Regions from separate parts of the Mus musculus genome. Here region 1 is linked to region 2. A link is a loop called in an ENCODE intact Hi-C map of the cell type or tissue named here. Cell type or tissue: gastrocnemius. All regions are shown on one strand. Links, peaks and the distances in the headings refer to the core of each region. The heading gives the core; the rest is flanking DNA. Region 1 overlaps Rtel1 (regulator of telomere elongation helicase 1). Region 2 holds the start of Ppdpf (pancreatic progenitor cell differentiation and proliferation factor).

Evidence for each region. A loop is a pair of places that touch in the nucleus more often than their neighbours do. Peaks named below come from ENCODE experiments on the same cell type or tissue, not always from the same donor. Only the 100,000 strongest peaks of a DNase experiment are listed, where the experiment ranks them.
Region 1: a loop joins it to region 2, with 12 times the contacts of the local background. A loop is called at or near these places in 26 of 42 quality-filtered maps.

The regions. Positions count from the first base shown.
Region 1 is chr2:181,329,926-181,338,254 of GRCm38, reverse strand. Rtel1 (regulator of telomere elongation helicase 1) reads right to left here. Exons shown (of 34, transcript NM_001001882.3): 8 at 7,378-7,462; 9 at 3,278-3,343; 10 at 2,209-2,362. Among named protein-coding and RNA genes, the nearest start is that of Rtel1, 14 kb to the right of the region's middle. In gastrocnemius, for the core only: a CTCF peak has its summit at 4,004 (motif pointing right); a DNase peak (open chromatin) is centred at 4,014.
Region 2 is chr2:181,182,602-181,190,930 of GRCm38, reverse strand. It overlaps Ppdpf (pancreatic progenitor cell differentiation and proliferation factor), which reads right to left and starts at 3,684. Exons shown (of 5, transcript NM_001356427.1): 1 at 3,477-3,684; 2 at 3,195-3,266; 3 at 3,045-3,122; 4 at 2,831-2,927; 5 at 2,427-2,749. The coding sequence starts at 3,249. The coding sequence ends at 2,632. It overlaps Gm24892 (a small nuclear RNA gene), which reads right to left and starts at 7,419; the gene lies at 7,316-7,419. In gastrocnemius, for the core only: a CTCF peak has its summit at 3,639; DNase peaks (open chromatin) are centred at 3,180, 3,536, 4,179, 4,564 and 2 more places; H3K4me3 peaks cover 2,488 bases; H3K27ac peaks cover 3,280 bases.

The DNA of each region.
Region 1 (8,329 bases), core at 208-8,207, 150 kb before region 2:
CCATGGGCTAAACCTCTGAACTGAATAAAAAAGAAAAGGAAAGAAAAGGAAAAAAAAAGAAAGAGAAAAGAAAAAAGCTGAATGTGGTGGTCCACACATTGGAGACAGAGCTAGGTGGATTTCTGTGAGTTGCAGGCCAGGATGGTCTCCATAGAGTTACAGGACAGCCAGGGTAGCCTTTCTCTCTCTCTTCCCTCTCATCTCTTCCCATTTCTTTCTCTTTTCTTCTCCCCTTACCTGTTTCTTGATTACAGACACTCTAACTGCTCAAGCCCTTACCATCACAAAGTCCCAGCTATGATGGATTATCCTCTGAGAATGTGAACTAAGATGACCCTTACTTCCTTAAGCTCCTTTGGTAAGGTATTTTGTTATGACAAGGAGAAAAGTAGCTATCAGCATTTAGACACGTAAATGACAATCAACTGAGAATCAACTCAAACTTCCAAATTTGAAATGGGGATGTATGTTAAGCATGATCTGCTTTTCCAATATGAACAGTGTCACCACAGAGCTGAAGAATCTTTATAACACTGTTTCTGCTACAAAATCAAAGGGATGAGAACTGGAGATGGCGCAATAGTTAAGAGCACTTGACTGCTCTTCCAAAGGTCCTGAGTTCAATCCCCAGGAACCACATGGTGGCTCACAACCACCTATAATGGGATCTAACTATGTCTTTTGTTGTATATGAAAAAAGTATATATATTGTATATGATCATACACATAAGATAGATAAATAAAGGGCTGAATGAGATAGCACCATCTTGAAATCACTAATAATTAATGAATTTAGGTATCAAGTAGCTGCAATGTTACTATAAAAAGGGAAGGCGGAAGTAACCAGGAGCCATCAAGAGATGATGAATTACAAGTTGGGTAAGAGATCAGTTATGGTTGTGATGGCAAATTCTCTTTGATTGGCAGCAAAGAGTGCCCTGAGTGTTCAGTTCATCACGTACCTCAAAAACAATGTGTTTTCTTTTGTGTATGTGTGTGCTGTATGCACATATGCCTGTGTGTATGTACATGTATATTAGTACCTTTGCACACAGAGGCCAAAGGAAGACATCAAATGTCTTTCTCTATTGCTCATTAGCAGAATTCCCTTTAAACAAGGTTTCTCACTGAACCTGAAACTCAATGTTTTGACTAGGCTGGCCAGTGAGCTCCCAGGATTCACTTGTCTTTATAACACTGTGGTTACAAGCACAAGCAGCCATAGTTGATTGTGTGTGTGTGTTTATGTGTGTGTGTGTGTGTGTATATATATATTTCCTGTATCTGTACTTTGCTTTAAAATTAAATGCAGGGCTGGGTGTGGTGGTGCATCCCTTTAGTCCCAGTACTCAGAAGGCAGAGGCAGGCAGATCTTTGAAGCCAGTCTGATCTAAATATCAAGTTCTAAGACAGCCAGGACTACACTGAGAGGCCCTGTCTTAAAAAAACAAAAAAAAAAAAACAAAAAACAAAACAAAACAAAGCATTAGCTAGGAAAAGACATAGACATCAGAAAAGAGTGAAAGAACTAAGGCTGGGGATATAGCTCAACTGGTAGACTGCTTACCTAGTGTGCACAAAGTCCTGGGTTTGACCCCAGCATCAAATAAACCAAAAATGGTGGCCAGAGTTTATAATCTCATCATTTAGAAGGTAAATCAGTAGAACCCGAAACTAAAATTTGTCCTTTCTTTCCTATATTAAGTTTGGGGCCAGCCTGAGCTACATAGAACTCTTGTTTCAAAAAAAAAAAAAAAAAAAAAAAACAAAAAAAACTGGAAAGCAGTGAAAGTATCAGATGAGTCAGTCCTCCCTGGACTACAGAGCAGTTAGACAGCACTTCTTACAACTACAATGCTTCACCCGAGGGAAGAGGGAAATGTATAAAGACCCGGGAAACGAACAGAATTTAAGTGCCCTTATTCATGGGGCCTGCAGTCTTTTTTTCAGACAGGGTGTAAGCAGTCCTGAATGTCTTGGAACTCACTAACGTAAGCTGAAGTATTTCCTTGGTTTATTAATGGTGCCCTATCTGGTATTAACAGACAGAAAGTCACACAACAGGTACCCTGAACTAAGTTTCTCATGCCCCAGAATGCTATCTCAACAAAAGATAGTAGGAAGACCAGACCCTGCTCTTACGCAGGATATGTGCCCAAGATGCCTCTAATAGACTGAGTCTACTTAAGTCCTTAGCCATAAACTTACCTGAGCTGGACGTGTCTACAATGAACTCCTGTTGGAGTTCACCCTGCTGAGTCACCCGGGCTTGTTCCTCCAAAACCTGGTTGATAATCTCCAGTCCTGAAGCCACATCACGGGGAGTCAAGTCAAAGGAGGCTGACTCCTCACATATCTTCTCCTGAGGGCCAAAGCAGACCTGTGTTACAGCAGAGTGGGACAGAATGGGGACTCTAGGAAGTGACTGAAGAAGTCCCCTGAGCCCCAGCTCCTAGTCTATAAAGTAAAGTCAAAGTTGGTCCAAGGAAATTCACTGCCCAATCCAATATTTTAGAAAATTATTTCACTTTGAGTTGCCAAAATTCTGCTATTGGAAAATTTATCAGCAAAAGCAGTTATTTTGGCATCAAAAGTCAGATGATACCACCAATCAGCTCCATAACCCCATAGCTGCCTGGAGCCAAGTAGGAAATAAGGTCCTGTTGTGGGAAGACCTGGCTCTCCATCAGTCTCATCGCAGGCTCCACAGCAGCTAAGGATGAGGCTACTCATCCTCTGAGGTCGTTCTACATAGCCCTGAGTAAGCAGGGCCAACAGACACAGGGGTGGTGGCGGTGGTGGTTGTCACTGTGATCATGTGCTGGTGAAATGGGACAAAGAGAGTCAAGGGGGGGGGGGGGGTGGCGCACTCCAGAACTATTCATGATGCTATTGCTACCAAAGATGAGAAACTGTCTCCACAGAAGTTTCCTAAAGGTCAAGTTAAGTAGTCTGAAGAGTAAAGACGTGCTGGAAAGACAAAAGTATGGTACAAGAAAAAGCAGAGCCAGGCTATCCCTACCAATTGTCTAGAAAGGCACAGGCCCAGTGAGAGACTCTGGTTTGGACTCTGTACCTAAGGGCACATCTGAAGCCCCACTAGCCAGACTCTGGCCCAGGTGAGGCAACTGATGAGCACCTGAGAGAGGAGCAGCACCTAAGGTTGCTTGGTCCCAAGAACCGCACATGCTGCTGGATCCAAAGTAGGACTGCTCCAGAAACACCGAGAAAGCTGGGGAGACAGGAAGTACTTAACATAGAGGCCAAGGGGACTCACCACATTGTGAGCTTCATCAAAGATCACAACTGTTCCCTTCAGGTCAATGCTGTGCGCCTTACGACTCTACAAAGAAGGGAAATTACCATGAGCTGAAGTCATGTGGGGCCAGCTAAGAGTGCAGACAGGAAAAAAGGGAACCTGAGGCAGATGGTGCATCATAATCAGGTACCACACATTATGGAAGAAAGAGCAAAGGCTCTCATACTACACTATGAGAACTGGCTCTTTCTCCAGGCGGACTGTGAAAAGCAGACTCAGTTACCTGTCCAAGTCTAACCAAAGTTGGATGCTTGTGGCCATCTATACTAAGAAATTGCTCACACAGCACAAAGCAGTATATGTTACAGTCAACAGGATGATCAGGTAAGCCAGCTGAATGGCTAGGTAGGAAAAGGCACTTGCCTCTAAGTTTGATGACTTGAGTTCAGTCCCTGAAACCCACAAGGTAGAAGAGAACTAAAACTATGAGTTAAGGGTACAGTTGTATTCTCTTCTGTCTTATTTTATAACACTAGGTACCAAACCCTTAAGTGCTCTACCACTAAGCCTGAGCTGGCCTTGTTCTTGTGATCTTTCTGCTTCCGTCTCCTGAGTGCTGAGATTACAGGAAGGCATTACCATGCCTAGCACACATCTTTTTTTTAAGATTTATTTTTATTTTATGTATAAGGGTGTTTTTGCCTATGGGTATAATCTGTGGACTATAGTCACGCAGTACCCACAAAGGCCAGAGGAGGGTGCCAGATTCTCCTTGAACTACACTTAGAGCTCTGTGAAACACCATACAGGTTCAGGGAAATCCAAAGTAGGCTCTCCAGAAAAGCAGTCAGTGAGTGCTCTTAACCACTGAGCCATCTCTCCAGCTCGACATCTAGGGTTTTTTTTTTTTTTTTTAAAGATTTATTTATTTATTATATGTAAGTACACTGTAGCTGTCTTCAGACACTCCAGAAGAGGGAGTCAGATCTTGTTACAGATGGTTGTGAGCCACCATATGGTTGCTGGGATTTGAACTCCAGACCTTTGGAAGAGCAGTCAGTGCTCTTACCCACTGAGCCATCTCACCAGCCCGACATCTAGGTTTTGATAGATGTGGATTAAAAAAAAAAAAAAAAGCCGGGCGTGGTGGCGCACGCCTTTAATCCCAGCACTCGGGAGGCAGAGGCAGGCGGATTTCTGAGTTCGAGGCCAGCCTGGTCTACAAAGTGAGCGCCAGGACAGCCAGGGCTATACAGAGAAACCCTGTCTCGAAAACCCAAAAAAAAAAAAAAAAGATTTATTTATTGATATATGTAAGTACACTGTAGCTCTCTTCAGACACACCAGAAGAGAATATCAGATCTCATTATGGGTGGTTGTCAGCGACCTTGTGGTTGCTGGGATTTGAACTCTGGACCTTCAGAAGAGCAGTCAGTGCTCTTAACCACTGAGCTATCTCTCCAGCCTCAGATGTGAATATTTTACAACCAGTATTCTACTCCCTCAAGAAGAATGTAGCTTTGAGCGGGGCAGTGGTGATGCACGCCTTTAATCCCAGCACTTGGGAGGCAGAAACAGGCAGATTACTAAAGCCAGTCTGATCTACAGAGTGAGTTCCAGGTCAAACTCTGTCTCAAAAACAAAACAAAACAAAACAAAAAAACAAGGAGGAGGAGGAAGGAGAGGAGGAGAATGTAGCATTTCTGAGACTCACTTCTCACTGCTGGCAGTTTCTAGCTTCCCACTTCTGGCAGTGGTCAGTAAACTCCAGTGACTGTATGCCTGAGTCACTGGATTAAGGACTTTCTTTTCCTAGAAGGGAGCTACAAGCACACACTGTTGACAGAGCTACTGCGTGATCACCATATCCACCAGCCACAGTTGGTACCTCCGACTGCCCCACACCTCACACTTACTTCTACCTTTGCTGCTGATGCTGTTGTTACTTTGTGGCAGGGAGAGTGCCTGTGTGCTAAGGTTCATAGGTAGAGGTCTTAGGACAGTCTAAGGGTTCTCACCTTCCAACATGTAGGCCTTAGGAACTGAACTCAGAGCATCAGGCTTGCTTGGTGATAAGCACCTTTACCAGCTGAACTATCTTGCCAGCATGCTTTGTTTTTTATGTATGTGTGTGGTCCTGTGATTGACTACCTGGGCTCACCAATGCTAGACAAATGCTCTACCAGTGAGCTAAGTTCCTAGACCCTTAAGTCTCTTTAATTGCAGCCATTTCCATCAGAATACAGTATCACTTCCTGTAGTTTGGGCCTGAAATGACCTTGTGACTAGAGCAGTTAAACCCTTCCACAAACCATAAGTGGCCATTCTGTAAACTTCAGAAAACTATCTACTCAGGTTTCTTAGAAGTGAGCTGGACTGTTCAATTCTAAAAGCCTTTGTTCACTGTAGATCCAGGTCCTTTGAAAGGCTGCAGCATTTCCTCATTTTCTGAAACTTGCTTTTTTTCTTTAAAACCATGTTTTGAAGTTTTTATTAACTTTAAAATGCTTACAGCTGCATATTCCATTTTTTTGATAAAACAGAGAGCGAATATATGCATAGTGTAAAGAAACACTGAAATTCTGACCTATTAGAATCTTAATAGGCACATCAGCCATGAACTCTACAACGCATGAATAACTAAATCACTTACCTTTTCACGGAGCATGTTCAATGATAGAAAATAAAGTTTGACCCTAGTACCTGTGTGTGTGTGTGTGTGTGTGTGTGTGTGTGTGTGTGTGTGTGTGTATACGTACATATGCATATAACTTGAAAAAGTAAATATACACACTATTCTCAGCTAGAATGCTAAAAAAATTTTTTTAACTAACAGTGGGAAGATCAAGATGTTAGAAGGTAAGGCACGCTAAGACCCCAGCCTCGAGTTCAATCCCATGAGAGAACCAAGTATTCCAAATCATCCACTGACCTCCACACATGCACAGTGGGTCACACATACATACACTCAAACAAAAATAAATTAGTACTTTACAATTTTCTTTTAAATTTAACTGATAAAGCCAGGTGTGATGGCCCACGCCTTTAATCCTAGTACCCGGGAGGCAGAGACAGGTGGATCTCTGTCAGTTGGGAGCCAGCCTGGTCTACAAAGTGAGTTCCAGGACATGGCTGTTATACAGAGAAACCTTATCTCAAAAAAACCAAAACCAATACTCTTGAAAGGAAAAACTGATGTTAGAGTTTACTAATCTTCTCTCAGAGTGTGATAGCATACACCTTTAATTCAGGAGACAAAGGCAGACAAATTTCTCTGAGTTCAGGCCAGCCAGGGATACACAGTGAGACCCTGTCTCAAAACAAAATAAGACTTTAATTTTTCTAATTCTTTTAAAAAGCCTAAGCTTGAAATTTTAAGTCTAACTTATTTTGTTTTGTTTTTCAAGACACTGTATCTTTGTGTAGTGCACACCAGGCCTGCCTCTGCCTCCCGAGTGCTGGGATTAAAGGCATGCGTCACCACGCCCGCTTACCGCAGTGATTTCTAACCTAGTTCTTCAAAACTGTCATGCTAGGGCCAGCGAGTTGGCCCAGCAGGTAAAGGTACTTGTCTTGTCTTTACCAGATCACTGAAGCCTTCTTTCTGTCCACTTCCGCTATCCTCAACCATTCAACAGCATCTTCTGCTATCTGCTCTCCCAACTCCAGGTACTAAAATCCAAGCTCTGTAAGAGGTGCCTAAGTAGCACCACACACTAAGTTCTTGATGTATATTTACCATAGGGATTAGAAGCAAAAGCTGCCCACCAGGTCATTACTGACACCAGAGGTTACTGACCCTGTCCATGTGGACAGCTATGGGAGCCAACAATGTCGGTATAGTGTTTGCCTAAACATCCATAAAGCCTTGGGTTTTTTCATTCTCGTTAGCCTGCCTATGCCGAGGTTGCTCAGAAAGAAGAACTCATAGCTCTAAGCTATTCACAACTGCATCTGGACAGGTATTCAGTCTAATCAGTGATTAAAAAAAAAAAAAAAAAAAAAAAAGAGGCCTCTTGCCCACATTTTCTCTCTGAGGACCTAATAAACAAAGGTTCATGTGGCCCCCTCCAAAGCCCAAGGATAACCCTGGACATCAGTAGCCATCAGCTTCTCACCTTAGCATCCAACAGGTAATTGTATGGCATAAAGATGATGTCCGCTTGCTGTTTCATGTTTCGAGAAAGGTAGTATGGGCACATTCTGGGGGTAGAAAGAGACAGGAGACCTGTAAGTCCTTTCACAGGGGTATCCAGAGAGTACAACTATTACATGAGTCACTGCGCCCTCAGGTAAAGGAGGACACTCTCATTCTGTACACAGAGCCTCAAGGGAACTGGAAACTGGCATAGAAGGGCAGCCCATGTGAGCTTCACTATGTGAAGCTATCATTGTCTAGCACACAGGAGGGAGAAGTCAGCAGACCTCTAATCAGGCAAGCATGACCTTAAAAATGAGTTCAAAACTGTCATGCTGGGGCCAGCGAGTTCTGGGTCACCTAGGAGTGAGACCCTGTTTCAAAAAAACAAACAACAAAAACCTAACTCCAAAACTTGATGGGATCAGGGAAATGTCTCAGGGATATTCTAAGTTCAATTCGTAGATTCCATGTAAAGTTGGAAGGAGAGAACCAACTCCACTGTCTGCTGTCTGCTGATATCCACACCAACCATCCACACATAAATAATAATGGTCTGAGAATGAATGCCGCTCAGTCAGCAGAAGGCTTAGCTAGCATGTGCAATCCCCACAACCATATAAGTCAGACCTGCCAGTGCATGCACCACCTCAGCACCCAAACACTGAAAGCAAAAGGTCAGTTCAAGGTCATCAATACAGAAACAGCTCAGAGAGGAAAGTACTTCCCATAGAGGCATGAAGAACACAGTCCAGGTCCCCAGAATCCATAGAAAGCCAGATACTGTAATCTCAGAGAGGTGGGAGGCAGAGACAGGAGTTCTCAGACAAGTTAGCCCAGCATTCTCAGGGATAAACAAGGTAGAAAGCAAGAACCAACATTCAAGGCTGTCCTCTGACTGTCACACATATGCCACGGCACCTATACACCCA
Region 2 (8,329 bases), core at 311-8,310:
AACCTTCAGGTTGTACTTATAGGTGTTAATGTAGAAATTTCCGGAAAACTTGGTATATCTAGGAATGTCATTGGTTATATTCCTGTCATACTTGAAGCCATGCCACAGAAAATTGTTAGCTCCTTAGCTGAGGCTTAATTTTCTTTCACAAATGTTTACTTTGACTCCTGTAGATGGAAAGTGTCTACCAGCTGTCTCAAACTTCTTCCAGATGTTTACATCCGACAGGTGCCCACATTATCTTAGAATCACCTGTCTCAGTGTTTCTATACATGAAGCTGGTGGGCTCACTGCCATTTCTAGATAAGAATTCATTATCAGTGGACTGATGTTTTAATTTTTTTTTTTTAAAGATTGTATTGAAGGCAAGTTTATGGGCCCCAAGGATTGAGGCCAGGACACTCTACATGGAGAGGGTGAGGGGAGAGAAAGATAAAGGGCTCGAGAGCTAAATTTTTTTTTAAAGATTTATTTATTGATTATATGTAAGTACACTGTAGCTGTCTTCAGACACTCCAGAAGAGGGAGTCAGATCTCCTTACGGATGGTTGTGAGCCACCATGTGGTTGCTGGGATTTGAACTCCGGACCTTCGGAAGAGCAGTCCGGTGCTCTTACCTGCTGAGCCATCTCACCAGCCCGAGAGCTAAATTTTAAAAAATGACTTTAAGTTTTGCTGGTTCTGAAGTGTTTGCTTTTTAAAGGAAATCTTTTCGCTGTCTCCAGCTTACTCTGTGAAAGGTGAAATATGTATCTTTTATCCCCCTGATTTTCTTTTTTAAGAACCTACAGTGTTACCAGGTACTCTGCATTTGCATGTCAGTCTGATGACAACAACAGGGGTTGTTCCTAGGGTGCCATTTTGTTGTTGTTGTTTTGAGACAGGGTTTCTCTGTGTAGCCCTGGCTGTTCTGGAACTCACTTTGTAGACCAGGCTGGCCTCGAACTCAGAAATCCACCTGCCTCTGCCTCCCGAGTGCTAGGATTAAAGGTGTGCGCCATTTTTTAAAGAAAGGGTCTCTCATCGTTAGCCTAACGAGCCCGTACCCCCAGCACTGAGGTAGAAAACAATGCATCTAGCTTTTATGGGGATTCCAAAATTCAAACTCAGGTCTTCTCATTGGCAAGGCAAGCCTTTGCCACCTGAGCTTTCTCCTCAGCTCCAGGTAGACTGAGTAACTACTACAGTAACTAAGGGTGACATCATCGTAGTAAGGCCTTGTGGGAAGAACTGGCCTGGTTCCTAGAATGCCTTACTATGAGAAGGGCTGACTTTTAGAAGCCTCAGGGACTTTTCAAAGAGGGAGCTACCCAAACCTACAGGTGCTTCTGGCAAAAACCTTGTGGTACAACTTGGATGTGGCAGCCTGACCTGAATACACTTTCTGAGAACAAAGTCCTGGCACCACAAACAAACACAGGTGCCTGACAGCACTTGTAAACATGTCAGCCTGGCTTTGCTGAGATTGCAGGGCTTGTTCCAGAACCTACAGTGTAACCAGCCCTAGGCCTATCTCTTCAGAGGGTTATCACTCAAGATCAGAGTAGATCCCAAAATCTTTCCTTTACTATCATCTTAACGTCATTCTTTATACTTCTGATTATTCTCTACAACTTTTCTCTAACCCTTCTGCAAGTCACTAAAATACTCACTTCTCAGCTTTGCCAGCTGCAGCTGTACATCTGACAAGACTTCAGAGAATCCACAAAGGGGAAGGGAAGATGGAACCACTCTCCTTGCCGCCTGGAGCTGTTGGCTGTCCCTAGCTTCTAGCTGACAAGGAGCAGCTCTGTGAGCTTCATCTGGCCTAAGTAAAACTCATTTCCTGTTCTGAGTCCACCAAAGGGGAAAAGAGCCTCCTCCATTGGACTACTTGTTTGGGAGTTAAGGGCAGCCTTCTTCAAGCTTTCCGGATACCCTGAGGGCAGGCAGGAGGGAGGCTCAGCAGTCAGAGGCACAGGCTTTAGTTCCCTGGGGAGAGTGCAGCTGTTTACCAGGTGAGGTAGCAGAAAGGCTTGCTGAGCCACACCTAAGACTCCACCCTAACCTTGCCATTTCAGCCACCCCCCTCAGCTCCTATGCCCTCTGACCTAGAGGCTAGACTTCCTGTGTTTGTAACCCTCTTTCAGTCTGAGCTAGTATCCCCAACCTTGGGGAACCAGCCGTGCAGCAAGTAGTGGGGAGGGCCTGACCCAAGATCACCCACCAGGTTCCTGTGTAGGAACTGAGAGCTCCCAAACTCAGCCAGAGGCCCAGCTTCCCCTGGACTGTCTACCTGGGGCCAGGCCCACTTGAGAGGGTATCTCACCAGATGCAGGGGTATCACTGGGAAGGGTCTCAAGGAGCTGTCAGGAAAGCCTGGGAGCAGTATAGCATCCAGCAGGAAGCAAGGCTGGATTCAGTAATGTTTCAAACATACCAGGGGAGGGTGGCTGCTGTGAGTTTATTTTCTGCTTTGTGCCAAGACACAGTTATGGGGTCAGGAAAGTTCAGTGCTGTGAACCAAGAGGGGGCTCTCTCCAGCTTCTACTGGTTTCTCTTGTTCAGCCTTCCTAGTTTACAGGGAGGGTCGAGAGGGTAGGCACTGGCCTAGCACCACTTCAGCTTGGGCAGGCTGCAGATTCTGATAGGTCAGGAAAGGTCCCTGGGGTTGGTCTGGCCAGAATGGATGACTGGCTGCTGCTTCATGGTTTCAGGAGTCAGGCCACAGGTCATCGGGCTTCTGGAGACCTGGGGGGATTCTGCCGAGCTGTAAGGAGAGCATAGGTCACTGGGTCGGCATTTGCTTTAATTGGGGCCACCCCCACAACCACATGGAAGATGGACTCACCGCTCAGGAGACTCCAACACTGTAGTCATGAACGGGAGTGTGGATTTCCCGAAAAAGAAGCTGGCCCACCAGTGGCCCGGGTCGGCTTTGGGAAGACCTGAGGAGCAAAGGAGGGTCACGATGGGGTCAAGTCCTTCTCCACGCTACCCATCCCCCACCCCACTCCGCCTTAGGACGTGAACTCTGCCCTTCCGCTGGCTGGTTCTGCACTTACCCGGGGACTGGAGCACGGCGTCCCCAGGGTACTCGGCACTTCCGCCGGAGCTGCTGCTGGACGAGGAGCCCAGGCGTCCTGGGAAGGGGAGGCGGGTCAGCCACAGGGCCCTGGGCCAGCCCTGGGCGGGGCTGGCGAGGGGCTACTTACGCCGATAGTAGTCATGGGTAGCCACGAGCGAGCCGCTGGAAGGGATGGCTGCCATGCTTCAGGACCGAGGCGCTGCGGAGACGAGAGCAGAATGTGGGCCCTGGTCACCGCACACCGGAGGGTTCCCCGAGTCTCCCGGGTCCTGACAGTGCCAGGTTTCCAAGCGGCTCCAACCAGCCCGGTCCGGCTGCGTGGTGAGACAAAGGGGCTTTGTCTGCTCCTGGCCCCAAGAAGACGCGCCTCCCCCACCCCACCGCCGGCTGCCTTCGTCACTGCCCTCACCTCGGCGGAGAACCCCTTCCTTGCAGGCTTCGTTTTTAGGCCACCAGGGCGCTAGGCCGCGGAGCCCATTTGCAAAGATAACCCACGAAACACCACTTTAGGACCCACGCGCGCTATGCGCACGCGCGTACTTAGTAGCTTTCCTGCACCGCAAAAGACGCACCACTGGGAGGCGGGGCGCGCGTCAAAGCCCCTCCCGCTTCACAGCGGGCCCACCCATGAGACTTTTGAGCTCCCCTGATAGACCAGAAGTAGCACGAAGTGGTCCCGCCCTTCCCTATTAGACTCCACCCCGAGCGGAGCAAGAATCCACCCTACCTTCTGCAATGCTAGGTTCTGCAAAGTTCCACATTGGCCCTAACCTCCTTGATCAAACATCTGTGGTTTCGCTCCAGTCGAAACCAGCTCTGCTGCTTTTTTCCTGCCTGGTTCGGACTCGAACCCGGATAGAAGAGGTTAAAGAATCTCATGTGCCCCTCAGTCTGTGCCACCCTCTCGGATGTGGTCTCATGTAGTACAGCCTGTTTGGTGTTCTTGTTCCCTTTACTTGGGGCTGCCCGCTGCTTTCGCTGGTCCCCGCAGGCTTTATTTTCCACGTACCTCACTCCGACCCTTGACTGAGTGGATCTGTTTAACATAAGTAAGCACAAGCTGTTGCCGCGCACCTCCCTACCATCGCAATCTCTGTTTTCTGGGCTCACTGGATGGTGCCTGGAGCCCCCAAGCGGTCCTGTAGGGAATAGCCTGCCCTTGGTAAGCTGAGGAGCTGTCTGTCTTTCAAGTCCTGACTCGCATTGTTGTTCATCATTCCCAACCTGTGTTCTGTTTGGAGAGGAGTGATGGAAGACAGACGAAGCCTTGGGGTCAGAGAGAGCTCTAACAGAGACAGTCTCTAGTAGCTTCCATTGTTGGTCGGAGACTCATGTTTGGGGGGAATCAAGTTAGGGCTGGCCAGCATGCCCTGCCCACCCTTCCCTTCCTCAGCAGCCTGTGTTCTGTCAGACCGAGAGGATCATGAGCCAGCTTCGTGCAGCATGCTTCTCCTATAACCAAAGATGCTGGACTTCATTGGAGGCTCAGGGAGAACCGACTAGGCTGAGGCTAGTAGGATCCCAGGAGGAGGCTCTTGTGTCGCCGAAGTCTCAAGGCTGCTTGGCTGGGACCCTTTGCTTGGATTTGTTGAGACCTACTCTGTGCAAGCATTGATCCAGGCTCGGGAAAACCAGACAAGAAATGGTCCAGTAGGGGTGCTGGTTTAGAGATCATAAAGGAGATGGGTAAGGTGTAATGAAAAAGAGGTGGGGGCAGTTGACATGACAGCAGTACAAGTGAGTAAGGCCACTGATAAGGACCGTCCTGGTGACACCAGGAGGGTGAGACTTCTGTCTTCATAGTGTTATGTACTTCAGATTCTATGACTTACCCTGAACTGTCCTGGTCAAGTACATGGGCATCTCCAGTGGTTATTAGCTATTTCCTGTAGTGAAAATTCCCTCTGAAAAGAAAGTAAAGGATATATGCCTAGTTCTATTGCATCTTCTTATGCCTGCTCTTTTCTGAAGGGAAAGAGAGGAACAATGGATCTGGGGAAGATGGGAGATGGGCAAGGTCAGGGAGAAGGAGAAAGGGAGGCTGCTGTGGGGATGTATTGCATATGAGATGAGTGAAAAATAAAACCTCCCAAGAATACAAGGACTTGCTGATGATTGCACACGCCTTTATCCCAGCACTTGGGAAGCAGAGGCAGGCGAATCTCTGTGAGCTCGGAGCCAGCTTGGTTTACAGAGCTAGTTCCAGGATGACCAGGGCTACATAGAGAAGGCCTGTCTCGAAACAAACAATTACAAGAGAGTTCCAGGAACTCACAAGAGATTTACCAACACTTGCCACACTCTTCTCCAGGTTATATAAACTGTAACTGATTGCTGGGACAAGGGGACGCTCCAGCATAGTAGACTGCAACCAGGAAACTCAAGCAGCCTCCTTGACTTGTCACTCAGCCTCATATGAGCCTTGTGACTGAGCTTCTGAGTCACCTTCACTTTTGTAAGTGACCCTTACATCTTAGTAGTTTACTCATTGTCATACAGTCTGTTGCAGAGGGACATCATGGCAGCAGGAACATGAGGCAGCATGGTCATGTCTGCAGTTAGGAAACAGAAAGATGATGGCTGGTGCTCACCTCACTCTCCTTTTCTTTGTTTATTCAAGAATGCAGCCCATGGGATGGCACTGTCCACATTTGGGGAATGTCTTCCCACCTCAGTTCCAATCTAGAGACTTCTTCACAGACAACATGTGCAAAGGCTCATTTCCATAGTGGCTCGAACTCCCATCAAGTCTGCTAAGATTAACCACCAAATACCCACGCTTCCATCAGTAATTCTAGTAAACTCATTGGTTCACAAGCTAGACTTGGAATTTCTTCTTTGGTCTGTCATTAACGTCCTGCCTGCAGTGAACAGATACTTGTTGTGTTCCCCAGGAAAAGCTATGTAACACCTGTGTGGTTCAGACAAAGGCCAGAGAGACCAGGCTGAGGGGAGGGACTGTCAGGATTCAACTGTAAACTGGTTTGGAAGAAGGCCTCGTACAGTTTGCACAAACTTGAGATTGGGATTGGAACTTAACACTGTTTATCTGAAGTGTGAACTATCTGCCCTGATTTGGAGACATGGTGGTTACTCAGCAGGGACACAGATGAGTCAGATATGAGTGTGGGCCACCTCTAGGGTTTCAGGCAATATATGTAGTACATATATACAGGGGTTTAGGGCTTCCATGGGGGGAGGGGAGGACAGGGCTGCCAGGGCTTCTGTTGAGACTGGTTCTAGCCTTGCCACCTGTTTCCAGGGTTGGATTATCTCTCTCTTCATCAAAAGGCCAGAATGCACAGATGTATTCACTGAAGAAGCAATGGCTGCCCTTGTTCCTCAGGAAGTAGAGGCTGAGTAAGACCAGCCTCACATTGCCCAGCGTTTGCAAAGTTCCAGAGTCTAGTAGGAACTATGGAACATTGGTCTATTAAGGAGGTCAAGCCTGGTCCCACCTCCTGTTTGGTGCAGAAGGAGGTGCCTTGTCCATTTCCAGCAGGAAATAGGATGTATGTAGCTTGTGGATGTCTTACAGCCTGTGCTATGCTGTCCTGGAGATACGCAGCCTCTCTGAATCTGCTCTGTGGGAGTAAGGTTGGGTCCCACCAGGGGCCTTTCTGGCTGTCTCAGGGATGGACAGTTTAGAGGTATAGTCCTCTGCTGTGTTGGACAGGTTAAGGCTGCAGATGTGCTGTGCCCACTTCCTGCCAGGTGTTCTCCCTACAGTATCCTCTTAGGAGCAGAGTTTGTGATCCAGATGGTGGGTCAGCACCCAGGAAAGGAAAGAAGAAGTGCCATGAGAGTTTCCCACACTGGGGCAAGCTAACTGCTTTGCTTGGATGGATATGCCTGGGAGAGGCTTCAATGGAGAGGCTCACAGTGGGGGACCAGCAGCTGATTATCCCCAGCTGGACAAGAAGGCCTTCTGTCTCTCCCACGCCACCCTTGGCTATGATCTGGGTCTCCCTAATCATCCCACCTCATTCTCAGTGTCAAGATCAGCGTCTGTAGTAGAGTCTGAAGGGAGCGTCTTTCATCTGTCTGCCTGTCTGTCTGTCTCTCTCCTTCCCTCACCCTCTCCCTCCATTCCCCCTTCCTTCCTAGCTAAGATGAGTTCTCACTCTGCTATCCAGGCTGGCTTCAGACTCTTGAGCTCAAGTGAATCTTCTGCTTCAGCTTCCCATGTGCAGAGGGCCCAGGCATGTACCATTACGCCAGCTCTGGGATAGTCTTAATTTTTTTCTTGTAAATATGGAATAATTCATGAATTTGCATGTTGTCCCTGGGCAGGGGCCATGTTAATCTCTGCATTGTTCCAATTTCACTATATGTGCTGTCGAAGCAAGCATGGGATAATTTCTTTCTTTAAAGTAGAAAAATGCTATTTGATGAGATGGTTCAGCACTCTTGCCTTGCAAACTTGGTAACCTAAGTTAGGCCCATGGATCCCACATAAAAGTGGAAGAAGGGAACTGACTCCACAGAATTGTTCTCTGACCTCTATACATGCTGGTTAGTGTGTGGACAGAGGCCATGGGGCTTTGTCCTCAGGTCGTCCCTAGCATCTGTGCAGACAGTTTGCTATGACCTCAGAGTAGACACCTCATCCTTTCTTACCTCCTCTGAGGTTCCTAGTGAGGCTGGCTACATCACAGTCCAGCTCCAGATGTTGACCAGTCCCTGGGTCATGGCTCATATTGGAAAGCCACGGTTAGGAGCCCTGAAGTGTGACCTCCCACTGGCTGTTTGATCTGGCTAGCAGCTGACTTGCAGACTCCACTTCTCCTATGAATGACCACAGGTGAGTGGATACCTGTGGGAAGCCGCCCTCACATTCGCCGTTGCAAGATGGCGCTGACATCCTGTGTTCTAAGTGGTAAACAAATAATCTGCGCATGTGCCAAGGGTAGTTCTCCACCCCATGTGCTCTGCCTTCCCCGTGACGACAACTCGGCCGATGGGCTGCAGCCAATCAGGGAGTGACACGTCCTAGGCGGAGGATAATTCTCCTTAAAAGGGAATGGGTTTCGCCATTCTCTGTCTTGCTCTTGCTCTCTTGCGCTCTGGCTCCTAAAGATGTAAGCAATAGAGTTCTTGCTCTTGCTCTCTTGCGCTCTGGCTCCTAAAGATGTAAGCAATAGAGCTCTTGCTCTTGCTCTCTTGCTCTCTGGCTCCTGAAGATGTAAGCAATAAAGCTTTGCCGCAGAAGATTCCGGTTTGTTGCGTTCTTCCTGGCCGGTCGCGAGAACGCGTGTAAGA